Regions from separate parts of the Homo sapiens genome. Here region 1 is linked to region 2. Evidence: chromatin contacts called from ENCODE Hi-C or POLR2A ChIA-PET data. All regions are on one chromosome and are shown on one strand. The core of a region is the stretch at or near the end of the contact, and the rest is flanking DNA. Distances in the headings are between cores, read along the strand shown.

Evidence for each region. A loop is a pair of places that touch in the nucleus more often than their neighbours do. ChIA-PET counts read pairs that join two places held with the same protein, here RNA polymerase II (POLR2A). Pooled maps may share reads with other maps.
Region 1: a map of PC-3 shows a loop between it and region 2 (11-fold over the local background). The contact joins the promoter of ZNF197-AS1 here to the promoter of ZNF852 in region 2. A Hi-C loop is called at or near these places in 15 of 168 maps with a recorded cell type or tissue (CD4-positive, alpha-beta T cell, CD4-positive, alpha-beta memory T cell, HCT116 and 11 more), 13 of 37 single-sample maps with no recorded cell type and 30 of 50 pooled maps. POLR2A ChIA-PET finds 5 or more read pairs at or near these places in 16 of 52 experiments (A549, CD4-positive, alpha-beta T cell, CD4-positive, alpha-beta memory T cell and 12 more).

The regions. Positions count from the first base shown.
Region 1 is chr3:44,621,242-44,627,553 of GRCh38, reverse strand. It overlaps ZNF197-AS1 (ZNF197 antisense RNA 1), which reads left to right and starts at 2,757. Exons shown (of 2, transcript NR_046658.1): 1 at 2,757-2,832. The region is part of intron 2 of ZNF660-ZNF197 (ZNF660-ZNF197 readthrough); the gene reads right to left. ZNF197 (zinc finger protein 197) reads right to left here and starts at 2,518. Exons shown (of 6, transcript NM_006991.5): 1 at 2,411-2,518. The region is part of intron 2 of ZKSCAN7-AS1 (ZKSCAN7 ZNF cluster antisense RNA 1); the gene reads left to right. RefSeq lists an enhancer at 1,683-2,185 and a silencer at 2,165-2,514.
Region 2 is chr3:44,509,249-44,515,871 of GRCh38, reverse strand. ZNF852 (zinc finger protein 852) reads left to right here and starts at 5,255. Exons shown (of 4, transcript NM_001423469.1): 1 at 5,255-5,319. RefSeq lists enhancers at 4,801-4,860, 4,319-5,095, 5,096-5,872 and silencers at 5,081-5,130, 5,261-5,320, 5,331-5,490.

The DNA.
Region 1 (6,312 bases), core at 1,508-4,007, 110 kb before region 2:
GCCATGAAAGGTACTTTTGGATTGGGCTTTTAAGGAAAAATAAAAGGATCATTGGACTATGAGGAAAGCCATTCCAGGAAGAAAGAAACTCTATTTTCAAAAGCAAGGAAGGACACATAACTCTGTGAAGGAAGACCAGAGAAGGAAAGTAAACTTCAGAGGCAAGAGTGTAGGAGTAGAGCAGAGAGGTGAACAGAAGTTAAATTCTAACTACTGCTCTTGAGAGGCAGTATTCTGAGGAGATGATCCTGTCCTGTAAGTGAAGTGATTTTACTTACATTTCAGCATTAAAGAGGCTTTACTTTACATTTTTCCTTATTTTTAAAAATAGTAATATATTCACTTGGTTCAAAATTTAAAATTATAAAATGTATACTGTGTAAAGTTTCCTTCTCCGTTAGCTTCTTATCTATCTTTCCAGTTATTTCTGCATATGTGTGTACATATATTGTTTTCTAGTTCCCTTTTTTTCACAAATGGTAGGACACCATGAATGACGTGGTACATTTTCCTCTTCTCAATAATATGTCTTAGAGATCTTTCCTGTCAATACACAGCCCCTCTCCGCATTTTTATGGATGCATAGATGTATCATAATTTATTCATGCCAGCACTGATGGAATGTTTGGGTAGTTTTCAATCATTTCTTATTACCAACAATATAATCATGAATAATCTTGGGCATACATCAGTTTGGATGTGTGTAGGCATATATAAGAAAAATTCCTTGAATCAGAATTGCTGAGTTAAAAGGTATATACATGTATAATTTTGATATTGCCAATTTGACCTCACTAGGATTGAACCAATTTATAATTTATACTCCCATCAGAAACAGCTGTATGGGAGTGCCTTTCCTCACTTTCACCAATATGTTTCTCAAAGTTTGTGCTCTTCGCCAAATTTTTGACTTGCATTTTGAACGAATTAATATAGAGTCATTTGTATATTTTTTAAAGTAACTATTCATATATTTTGCCCATGTTTCCATTGAGGTGTTGGGTCTTGTTAATTTGTACACACTTTTATCACAGGAAAATTAGTCCTTTGTTTACAATGGCAGCTGCAAATTTTTCTCAGTTTGTCAAGTGTCTTTGTGACTATATATGCCATGTGACTTTGCTTAAAGTGTTTTTTGCCATGCAGTCAATCTTTTACGACTTCTGGGTACTGTACCACAATTAGAAAGACCTTTTTCACTCTGAGCATGAAGAGAGTCTTAAGTGGTGTCAGGACTCTATTAGTGAGAAATGGTGGGGGTGGGAGGGCTGGATATCAAGAAAGGTCAGTTAGGTTTTTCTAATAGTCTAAACACATGACTTAAGTTCTAAACGAAGTAGGGATAAGGCAATTGAGAAAAACTTGGTAGTCCTTGGTAACTGATCTGGGGGTGATGGAAAGGAATTTTTAAAAAGAATTTTGAATAATTTTCAAATAACATAAAAATAACAAATTCTTAAACATACATTTTATTAGCTTCTCACAAAAGGTTTTCAAAGCAGAAGTTAAAAAAAACAAAAGGATCAGAGGAGCGAATCCACTCAAGGCCACTTAGCTAACTGAGACATGGGAGCAAATTCTGAATTCAGGGATTCTAATTCCAGAAGTCCAAAACAATTCCATCTACGAAGAAACTTATGAAACCCAAACAACCCAAACTGTTCTAAAACAACAGTTTCCAAACACCAGTCCACGACAAAGCTTTAATCTGGTAAGCTGCAAAAAGAGAAAACCAGTAACAATCGTCGCTGACAGGTTGGCAATGAGTGTGTGTGTGTGTGTGTGTGTGTGTGTGTGTGTGTGCGCGCGCGCGCGCAAAGGCCAGCATTTATTCTGAGTTTACGGTCTTAGTACTTTGTGTTAAAATGTATTGCCTGAAGTAATGTTGGTATGGGTGGTTTCAAGTTTGAGTTTTTCAAGTTTGATTTTTAAATACCATTATATTACAAAACTAAAAGACTAAAAAAGCTAAAATCGTTCCACCCCTTAAAACAAACAAACAAAAAAATCCGTCCTCAAGAGTCTGGGCGCCACCGGTAATAGGGAAACCTCAGAATGTTTCTGTGGATTAGCCTCAGACAAGACTGAGGAAGAGCAGAAAGGCCTGAGCTGGGGGAGCAGGCTACTGAGGCAGCTCTTCTCAAAGCGCCAGCAGAGTCCGTTAGACAGGAGCACCGGTCCACAAACACACACAGACTCGGAGCTGCTGTCCTCAGTACTTCCCTCGGGCCGGCTGCCTGCCCAGCCGAGGCCACGACGTCGAACCCCAACACGAAGCTGGCGACGGACCATGCCGGGGGTCAGGGCCCGGGAGAGGCTACCGAGGGCTGTGCAGTCCCAGCAAGCTCAGGCCCGCGTCCCGGGCCGCCTTCCCTGCACGCCCACCCGCCCCCGAGCCCACCCCGCTCACCGGGGGCTCCCGCTGCGGCTCCAGCCTTGCGTACCGCCGCCTCGGCGCCAGGCCGCTAGGAGATGACACAGGAACGAGCCCTTCCGGCAGCCGAGGCACAGAATAATGGCCGAGCCGAGAATACTGCGACTTCCGGTTGCACCCCGCCCCTCATCCCGGATCTCTAGGAAGCCACATCTCTATGGTTCGTTTCTTTTCCCAGAACTGGGGAAGAGAGGCGGAACTCCTGAGCCCTTGGGTACTAGTGTTCCTTACATCGAACAAGAACTGGCCGCTGTTTCAGACCGGAAGGGTGCAGAGATGAAAGACAGGACCCAGGGTCTCAGGATGCCTGTTGCCTCCTAAGAGAGTTGGACATTTCTATTTTGATTTGCATTTCAATTGAGGTTGATAGGGAGTGACCTTCACGTCTGAATGACCTGGTAGGTGACTTTTCTGGTCTCTTCTTGAACTTATGCAATTCTCACTATAAATAATAACATGACTTATAAATCACCCTCTTGTGAATTCGCTTACTGTGGTGTATCTCTTGCCCACATGATGACATATTGGAGCTATGATATTAAATAATAATCAAGTTGATGGTGCAAGGTAATGTGCAAATGGTAGGGACATCTCTCCCCTGAAAGAAGAGGTTATTCTAGCTGTCCATCGCCCTGGGTAAAGTCAGGTGTATATAAAGGAAACTGGCACTCTGATCCTCTCTTTGGTCTTCAGTCTCTTAAGTTTGGACTTCTGGAACTGACACCCCTATATGGGACTATGGCTGAAACAAGTCTCCAAAAGGGCAAAGGCCATGTCTGCATGGATCCCATGTATTTAGCACCTAGTACAAAGCTGAAGCCATATAGGTTGTAGATGAATGTTTATTCAATGAGCAAGGTTCATGTTATTCTGTTTATGTCTTTTTTTTTTTTTTGAGATGGAGTTTTGCTCTTGTTGCCCAGGCTGGAGTGCAGTGGCGCAATCTTGGCTCACTGCAATCTCCACCTCCCGGGTTCAAGCGATTCTTCTGCCTCAGCCTCCTGAGCAGCTGGGATTACAGGCACGTGCCACCATGCCTGGCTATTTTTTTTTTTTTTTTTTTTTTTTAGTAGAGACGGGGTTTCACAATGTTGGCCAGGCTGGTCTTGAACTCCTGACCTCAGGTGATCCACCCCCACCTTGGCCTTCTAAAGTGTTGGAATCACAGGCGTGAGCCACCGTGCCAGGCTTATTCTGTTTATTTCTTTATGTTCTCTCCTGGCATTCATTAAACAACATACTTAAACTTCAGCCTTGATTCATTCATTCATTCAACTACTGAGTACTTGCCATATGCCAAATACTGTTCTGGGCACTAGGGACATAGATAAAGAGGTAAAGTCTCTGTTCTCATGGGGCTTACATTTCTAGTGGGATAAACAGAAAACAAATATAAAAATGTGTCAGGTGGTGGTAAATGCTAAGAAATGTGAAAGCTGATCATAAGAATTGGGTCATTTTTGTCATACCTAATAAAAGAAAGTCGAGAAATTAGCTGGGGGAAGCACTCAGGGTACACAACATTGCTCCAGGAATGTTATTCTCTGTAAGCTTGACTGCTGAAACTGCTTATTATAAGCCAAAACCAGTTTTATCTATAGCTTCTGAGATAAGTTGCTGCAACTCTAGGACTAATTTTGCCCACCGCAGTTGCTCACCAACTGGAGCTTGTCAGCTCCCCACACCCTTACTACTGCCAATGAACTTTCTCAAAGAGCAATATGTAACATTCCTCCTTTTTGTAAAACCTCTAACCTTCTCTTTGTTCTTCAGAGAGAGCACCACTTTCAGTTCAAGCCAGAGACTATCTCTCCGAGTTTGTAAACTGATGTTGTGAATAAAACTTTCTTTTCTTTCTTTCTTTCTTTTTTTTTTTTTTTTTTTTGAGATGGAGTCTCACTCTGTCGCCCAGGCTGGAGTGCAGTGGCGCGATCTCGCTCACTGCAACCTCCGCCTCCCGGGTTCAAATGATTCTCCTGTCTCAGATTCCTGAGTAGCTGGGATTACAAGCGCACGCCACCATGCCTGGCTAATTTTTTGTATTTTAGTAGAGATGGGGTTTCACCGTGTTGCCCAGGCTGGTCTCAAACTCCTGAGCTCAGGCAATCCACCCGCCTCGGCCTTCCAAAGTGCTAGGATTACAGGTGTGAGCCACTGTGCCGGCCAACTTTCTTTTCTACTATCTAGCCATCCTGGTGGTCCTTTGGATGACATAAAAAAGGGTAAGGAGGACCCAACAAAGGAGACTGAGAAGCAGCAGCCAATCAAGTAGGAAGAGAAGAAGGAAATAGTACTTTATGGGTCTCAAAGTATGAATGAGTAGATTTTGAAATATTGATCAATGTGATTGCTGTTCCCCCCACACTAAATTATAATTTTACTTGTAAACCAAGGCTCCCTTCTCCTCCCCTGCCCTACCTAGGTAGACAGGAGTTACACACTATGGGACTGGAAACAAAAGTGACAAAAACGATAGTGAGTTAGGCCATTAGAAGCCTTTAGTAAGGTGAAAAACATTCTTGCCTTGCTGGGAAAGAAGAAAGGAATGGGAGGAGCCAAAATGACCAACTAGACTATGGACCACTGACCAGTGAGCCTGTAATCATTCACACTCCTACTAAGCAATGGCCCGGAAGCATGTAACCAAAGAGTTGTCAGCTGGTAAGAACCACCAGTTGCCAGTGGCCAGCCCAGAGCCTCAGTTTTGTCACTCAGTTTGTGCCCTGAGATTCTGCCCATCTGACAAAGAACTTGAAGCACCCTCACCACTGTCCCAAGATGAAAGACTTGGTAACCTTGTGGAATGATGGTGATAGGAAAGGAACACCCTATCTTTGACCAAGGTGGAACTATACAAAACCTGTTTAAAGTGGGCCAGAGCTCTGGGACAGTGGTATAATACAACACATAGCCTTTGTTTTACATACACACACATTCCTGGTATTTAAAATCCCCAAATGTACTGGTGAAAAAAACTAAGCAAACAAGAAATAAATGAGTTTGAGATAGGCATATGAGAAGAGGCTGGAAGCACAGGACTGACATTTCAAGATGGGTTAAGATCTTAGACTACTGATCAACTAAAATGGAAATCCCGGTCTGAATGGAAAGTTTGTATTTCTCATCTTTCTATAAAACCCCACTTTGCCAGAGTTGTTTTTAATGCAAATTGGAATGTGATTGACCTATGACCAAGGATTATATGTATATAATATATATGGCTAAGAAATCTCAAGACATGCAATCTGAAGACCCAGGAGAGCTGAAGGTATAGTTGTAGTCCAAGATCTATAGGCCTAAGAAGCAGAAAAGCTGCTGGTGTAACTTCCAGTCTGAGTCCTAGTCGGAATCCAAATGTGTTAGTCTGTTCTCGCACTGCTATAAAGAAATGCCTGAGATTGGGAACTTTATAAAGAAAAGAGGTTTAATTGGCTCACAGTTCTGCAGGCTGTACAGGAATCATGGTACCATCTGCCTCTGGGGAGGCCTCAGGGAACTCATGGGGGAAGGCAAAGTGGGAGCAGATGTCTTATGTGGCAGCAGAAGGACCAAGGGTCGGGGGAGGAGGGAGGTGCTACACACTTTTAAACAACCAGGTCTCACTCACTATCTCAACACAGAGCCAAGGGGTAAAGCCATCCCTATGATCCAATCACCTCCCATCAGGCCCCACCTCCAACATTGGGAATTACAGTTTGACATGAGATTTGGGCGGGGACAGAAATCTAAACCATATCACCAAAGGTGGGAGAAGACCAATGTCCCAGCCAGAAGACAGGCAGAAAGAGCAAATTCTCTCTCAGTCTTTTCCTTCTACTCACATCTCCAATGGCTTGGATGAGGCTCACTCATGTTAAGGAGGGCAATCAGTCTACAGA
Region 2 (6,623 bases), core at 4,006-6,505:
GACAAAGGAAGCCATAGACATTTTATAACCTAGTCTTGGAAGTGAGCCATCATCACTTCTGCCTTATTCTATTTGTTAGAAGCAAGTCACTAAGTCCAGCTCCATCTCTTGAAGGGAGAAGTAGCAAAAAATTGTGGACATATAGTTGACCCTTGAATAACTTAGGGGTTAGGAATACTGACCCACCATGAAGTAGAAAATCTGCATATAACTTTTGCCTCCCCCCAAATTTAACTACTAATCATCTACTGTTGACCAGAAGCCTTAGAGATAACATAAACTGTTAATTAACACATATTTTGTATGTAACATGTATTATAGACAGTATTCTTACAATACAGTAAATTATGAAAAGAAAATGTTAATGAGAAAACTGGGCAGGTGTAGTGGCTCATTCCTGTAATCCCAGCACTTTGAGAGGCCCAGGCAGGATTGTATGAGGACTGGAGTTCAAGACCAGCCTTGGCAACATAGTGAGACTCCATCTCTACAAAAAATTTTTAAAAAAATTAGCTGGGCATGGTGGCATGCACCTGTGGTCCTAGCTACTTGGGAGGTTGAGACAAGAGGAACCCTTGAGCCCAGGAGTTTGAGGCTGCAGTGAGCTGTGATCATGCCACAGCCTCAGCAACAGAGTGAGATCCTATCTCAATTAAAAAAAAAAATCTTCTCACACCTGTAATCCCAGCACTTTGGGAGGCCAAGGTGGGAGGATGACTTGAGCCCAGGAGTTCGAGAGCAGCCTGGGCAATATGAAGAGATCCCATTCCTACAAAAATTTTGCAAATTAGGCATGTGTGGTGGTGTACACTTGCGGCCCTGGCTACTCCAAAGGCTGAGATGGAAGGATTGCTTGAGCTAGGGAAGGTGAGGCTGAAGTGAACTATGATTGCGCCACTGCACTCTAGCCTGGGTGACAGAGCAAGATCCTGTCTTAAAAAAAAAAAAGTCATAAGGAAGAGAAAATATATTTACTATTTATTAAGGGGAAGTGGATCATCATATAAGCCTTCATCCTCACTGTCTTCACATTGAGTAGGTTGAGGAGGAAGATAAAGAGTAGGGGCTGGTCTTGCTGTCTCAGAGGTGGCAGAGGCAGAAGAAAATTCATGTATAAGTTGACCCAGGCCATTCAAATCCATGTTGTTCAAGGGTCAACTGTATTTGAAAAACACAATGTCATTCCTCCATGGGTTATAAAGGTCACGTTAGCCCCGGTACTCCATCCAGACCACCATTCCACCTGAATTTACAACCTTCCTTCTTGGGAGGATCCTAATGTCAGTCTTTATGCACTCACTACTCCTCATGTCAGGAATTACACCCATGTTTGCCAGTCACGAAACCTGCATGTTGGTCATGGCCAAGGCTGGAAGGCCTGATGAATTGTAACATTTCCTCCAGATCCCAGACAAACCTCAGATGGGTTGCCCCAGACCTCATCACTGACCCATATCCTTCACATGATGGCAGCAGATACTATGCGCACACTTCACAGGAGTCCCTCGTTTACACCAGTCATGGTGTTCAGCAGGGAGATGCCTCACCCCTGTGACTACCCAGCCATTTGATTTCTGTCTATTGTCTGCAGTCTGTCTCCTGATTTGGAAGGAACAGTTGAGGCATTCTGACTCTGTATTTAACTGTTCTCTGCCACCGTCCGCTGATTGATGACTATACATAAAGTGTCAACTGGATACTCAATGGTACACATCTTCCTACTAACAACTCCCCTAGTGCTTTCATCTTGCCTTTTATAAGTCTGCATCCAACTTGTTACACTCTAACACCCCAACAGAACAACTATGGTTTCTGTATCTCCCTGCTTCTCTGCACCCACTTCCTCCACTAACATCCTAGCGGCCAGGCCATACAAGACAAACTATTTTCTGCTGGTCTTGACATTAAGGTAACCAGAGCCAGGCCATGTGGGAGATCATAAGCACAGGACACATCCAGCTCTCCTTTTAGCAAGCAACCCATTCATCTCCAACCCACTCAGAGAACAATGACATAGGCTTGTTGAGAATAAAAGAGGCCCTTAACCCCATGGCCCTCTGACACCAGCTGTCCCCACCTTGTCAATCCACCTCATCTTTCTGACAGCAAGGCCAATCCTGAATCGTTCATATGGTCCAGCAACTAAAGGGTTAATTGGGTGATTGGGGGAGGGGCTAAAGGAGCTGTTTTTCCACCTTGTCTCCTTCTACCTATGAGGAGGGGCTGCAGGAAGGGAAAGAAATTGACCTCCTCAACGACTTCCTTCCAGTTCACAGACAGAACTGTTTCAGTTCTGTTACCTAGGTCTCTTTTCTTCTCAGGGATGATATTTAAAAGATTAACAACCAGTGGCTGGGCGCCATGGCTCACTCCTGTAATCCCAGCACTTTGGGAGTCCTAGGCAGGTGGATCACCTGAGGTCAAGAGTTCAAGACCAGCCTGGGCAACATGGCAAAACCCCATCTCTACCAAAAAAAAAAAAAAAAAACTTATCCGGGTGTGGTGGTGTGCGCCTGTAGTCCCAGCTACTCAGGAGGCTGAGGTGGGATGATGGCCTGAGCCCAGCAGGTGGAGGTTGCAGTGAGCTGAGATCCTACCACTCACTGCACTCCTGCCTGGGCGATAGAGCCAGACTTTGTCTCAAAAATAAATAAATAAGCCGGGCACAGTGGCTCATCTTGTAATCCCAGCACTTCGGGAGGCAGAGGCAGGCGGATCACCTGAGGTCAGGAGTTCAACACAAGCCTGGTCAAGATGGTGAAACCCCATCTCTACTAAAAATACAAAAATTAGCCAGGCATGGTGGCACATGCCTGTAATCCCTGCTACTCAGGAGGCTGAGGCAGGAGAATCGCTTGAACCCGGGAGGCGGAGGCTGCAGTGAGCCAAGATCGCGCCACTGCACTACAGCCTGGGTGACAGAGTGAGACTCCATCTCAAAATAAATAAATAAATAAATAATTATAAATAAGGCTGGGCGCTGTGGCTCACACCTGTAATCCTAGCACTTGTGGGAGGCCGAGGTGGGCAGATCACCTGAGGTCAGGAGTTCGAGATCAGCCTGGCAGACATGACAAATCCTGGCTCTACTAAAAATGCAAAAATTAGCTGGGGATGGTGGCCTGTGTCTGTGGTCCCAATTACTGGGTGGCTGAGGCAGGAGAATCACTTGAACCCAGGAGGGGAGGCGGAGGTTGCAGTGAGCCGAGATCACACCACTGCCCTCCAGCCTGGGTGACAGAGGGAGGCTCCGTCTCAAAATAAATAAATAAATAAATGAAGGAATTCCTAATGCTAAATGCCACATAATCAAACTGAAATTTTATAGAAGTATGTGAATCCCCTAACAGACCAGTTTTTCCTGCAAACAGGAGATTCATAGCAACCATTCAGAAAGGGCCCAGTTAACCCCAGTCAGCATAAGGAAGGCCCCCTCTGCTTTAATCCTTAAAAGAAAAGTAACCTGATGTTAATCAATCTATTTTTGCTATTGTTTGGTTCTCTTGTTCCCACCTTTAAAAACCCACTGTTCTGCCACATGCTGTTAGTCTACTTTATAGAAGTTTTTACTATTTTGTACCTGCTTCTCCAACTCATAATGTTACACAGCCTCTCCAGGTTGTAGCCCAAGAAGCAGCCTGCTCTTTCTCGTTCTCTCTCTTTCTTCCTTCTCTCTTTCATTCCTTTTCTCTCTTTCTCACTTCCCTCCCTCCCTTCCTCCCTTCCTTCCTTGGGTCTCGCTCTGTCGCCCAAGCTGGAGTACACTGCCCCAATCATAGCTCACTGCAGCCTCGACCTCCCCGGCCCAAGCGATCCTTCCGCCTCTGCCTCCACAGTAGCTAGGACTACAGGCGTGCACCACCAAGCTCAGCTAATGCTCTTTCTGGTCTGAGTTTTGACCCTCATCCTAACCTGTTGTTCTTTGAGTACACTCTGGGCCTTGATGCGTTGGGTCATTCCTGCTTTCCCAGGTGGTAACCGTTCCTGGGCAGGGATTTTAGTTTTCCTTGGAATCTTGCCCTCCTCACTATCCTGCCCACAACCTTCTACCCCTAGCTTCTGGGATCTCAGCTAGGAGCCATGCTATCCCCAACTCTCCCTCTACAGGGACGTGGGACGGGAGAGCTTTTATGAAGCACAGTAGTGAAAAGACCAAAAGATTTGGATTCAGTGGCTATTCCAGTTACTGACTCTATTTCCTTGGGCAACTCAAATCAATGCATGGCAGCCAGTGTGTTATGAGCTACCGGAAGTATACAGAAAAGTACCAGAAAAAATACAAGCATTATCATCAGTCGCTGTCAATTAAATAACTCTGTTACATTTCAACAGTGTTCGTAACCACTTGACATTGATGTATTTGTGTAATTTCTATTATCTGTTTTTCCCACAAAGCTGTAGCTCCATCCAAAGTGGGCAACTGAGTGTCTTGGTCAGTCATGTGCAGCCTGATGACCCTTGAACAGTTGCAAAAGTGCGCCTAGGGCTTGTAGCATTTACTTAAAAGGGGATAATAAACTCTCACGGCCAGTGCTGGGCTTATTGCCTTGTTTGGGAATTTCTCCATTCAAGGGTTTTATGTTTGGGGATGTGCTGGCCCTATTTTTTTGTTTGTTTGTTTTTTGAGACGGAGTCTGGCTCTGTCTCCCAGGCTGGAGTGCAGTGGCACGATCTCGGCTCACTGCAACCTCCGCCTCCCAGGTTCAAACGATTCTCCTGCCTCAGCCGCCGAAGTAGCTGCGATTACAGGCGCCGCGCCACCACACCCAGCTACTTTTTTTTTATTTTTAGTAGACACGGGGTTTCACCGTGTTAGCCACCGATCTCCTGACCTCGTGATCCGCCCACCTCGGCTTCCCAAAGTTCTGGGATTACAGGCGTGAGCCACCGCGCCAGGCCGCTGGCTCTATTTTCACCGCTAGCTTTGGATCCCTTTCTTCCCTGAAGGAAAAGAGGCCTCCAGGGCAGCCGTGCAGAACCGATGGGAGGGATGTAGGATAATACGCCAAAGCCGATAGAGTTCTGGAGCGCGCCTGGGCATCAGAGCGTGGAAGACAAGTGTCCGCGGAAGGAGGCGAAGGATGCTGGACAAGCCCCGCCGCCCGCCGCCCGCCGCCCGCCGCCCGCCGCCCGCCGCCCGCCGCCAGCGGCCCTGGGCCCAGGGAGAAGCAGAGATGTTGGCCCTCCCAGTTTCCTAGAGAGGCCGCAGAGGGCCCGGGGAGGCGACGCGCGTGCGCAACTGGGGAAGCTGGGAGGTAGGCGCGGGGCGGTCGGCTGCGGTGGCGGCGTTTGGATGATTGTCTCTCGGCGGCGGAGTCGGTGAGCGGCCCGGCGGGGCGCGGGGTGCGGAGCGGGGGCGGCTGTGCGTGCGAGAGTGGCAGGTGAGGCCGGGCCTGGAGGCTGCACCCGGGGCGGGGGTCTGGCCGTGGATCCCGCCCGGCCGCGCCGAGGGCATACCTCTTCGCCCCCCGGGCGTCTGGGGCAGAGAATCTGGAAAATTCCCGGTTTCTTCTGGCTTTATCTTTTCACCCAATTATGCGAATAAAGCGTACTTATTAGAGACAATTAGATAAGTGGAAGAAAAGTGAAAGTAGCCACCGTCCGGAAATCTTAGTCTCCAGGTCTCCTGACATTGAAAACATCTGGCATAGACTTCTCCCTTTTTCTTGTCTTATTTCACTTCCTGGCACCTGTCGCCGTCTAACATAGCATGTATTTGTTTATTGGTTATCTTCCCATAAGCCCCTTGCCAGGGCAGTGCTTTCTGTTTGCTTTATTAACTGCTGTTACCTTAGTGTATGGGAAATAGTAGGTGCTCCTAGAAGGTGTTTGTTAAATTAATGAAAGAAGGAATATCTAAACTGGGAGACAAGAAGAATTGACAGTTTTTAATGTCTTTTTTTTTTTTTTAAATAGCCCATTGCCAAGTTAAGAATGTAAGAGTGACCTTGAGCCTGGAACATTTCCTTGCAGAGTTAGAGCCCTCACAGCCTGTGCTGCTGCATTTAATGCCTTGTGTCTTTCAGTGTTTCAGGCTTCATGTGTACTCCTTTGTTGTGTTTAATCTCTTAAGTCAGTGGCCTTCATTCATTCTCTCAGCCTTCTGTATTTCACACCCCATAGGAGTGGGGAGGGTGGATTGAGATCTTTCTTCCTTACTAAGTGGGGTGTGTGCATCACACCAGCCCTATAGCTGTGGAGTGGATCTGCTGGGTGTGGGGGCTCTTTGCATTGCAGGAGGCTGGATCTTGTTCCCTGTTTCTCCTTTTGCTGTAAGTATACGCTGTACCTCTTGGGGCCTGATGTGGTTGGTATCTGTCCTCAGCGACCTCAAATCATGTGCTATCCCTTCCTTGGATGGCCTTTTAATCTTGGCAGCACAGCCTGGCCACCTGGTGAATAGTGGAACAGTCATGGTGATGCATAAGGATCTAGTATGTTCCTTTTAGGTGCTGTATGGTATTTCATCCTATAAAAATGCTACTTTTATTTAGCCATATTGATGGACAAGTAGGTTAAATCCAGTATTATGTTATTACAGAGAATATTTTAGTAAATACCTGTGTAAATGTCTGAATACCCGTGCAAGTGTTTTTCAGGGCAGATTCTTACAAGTTAAATTC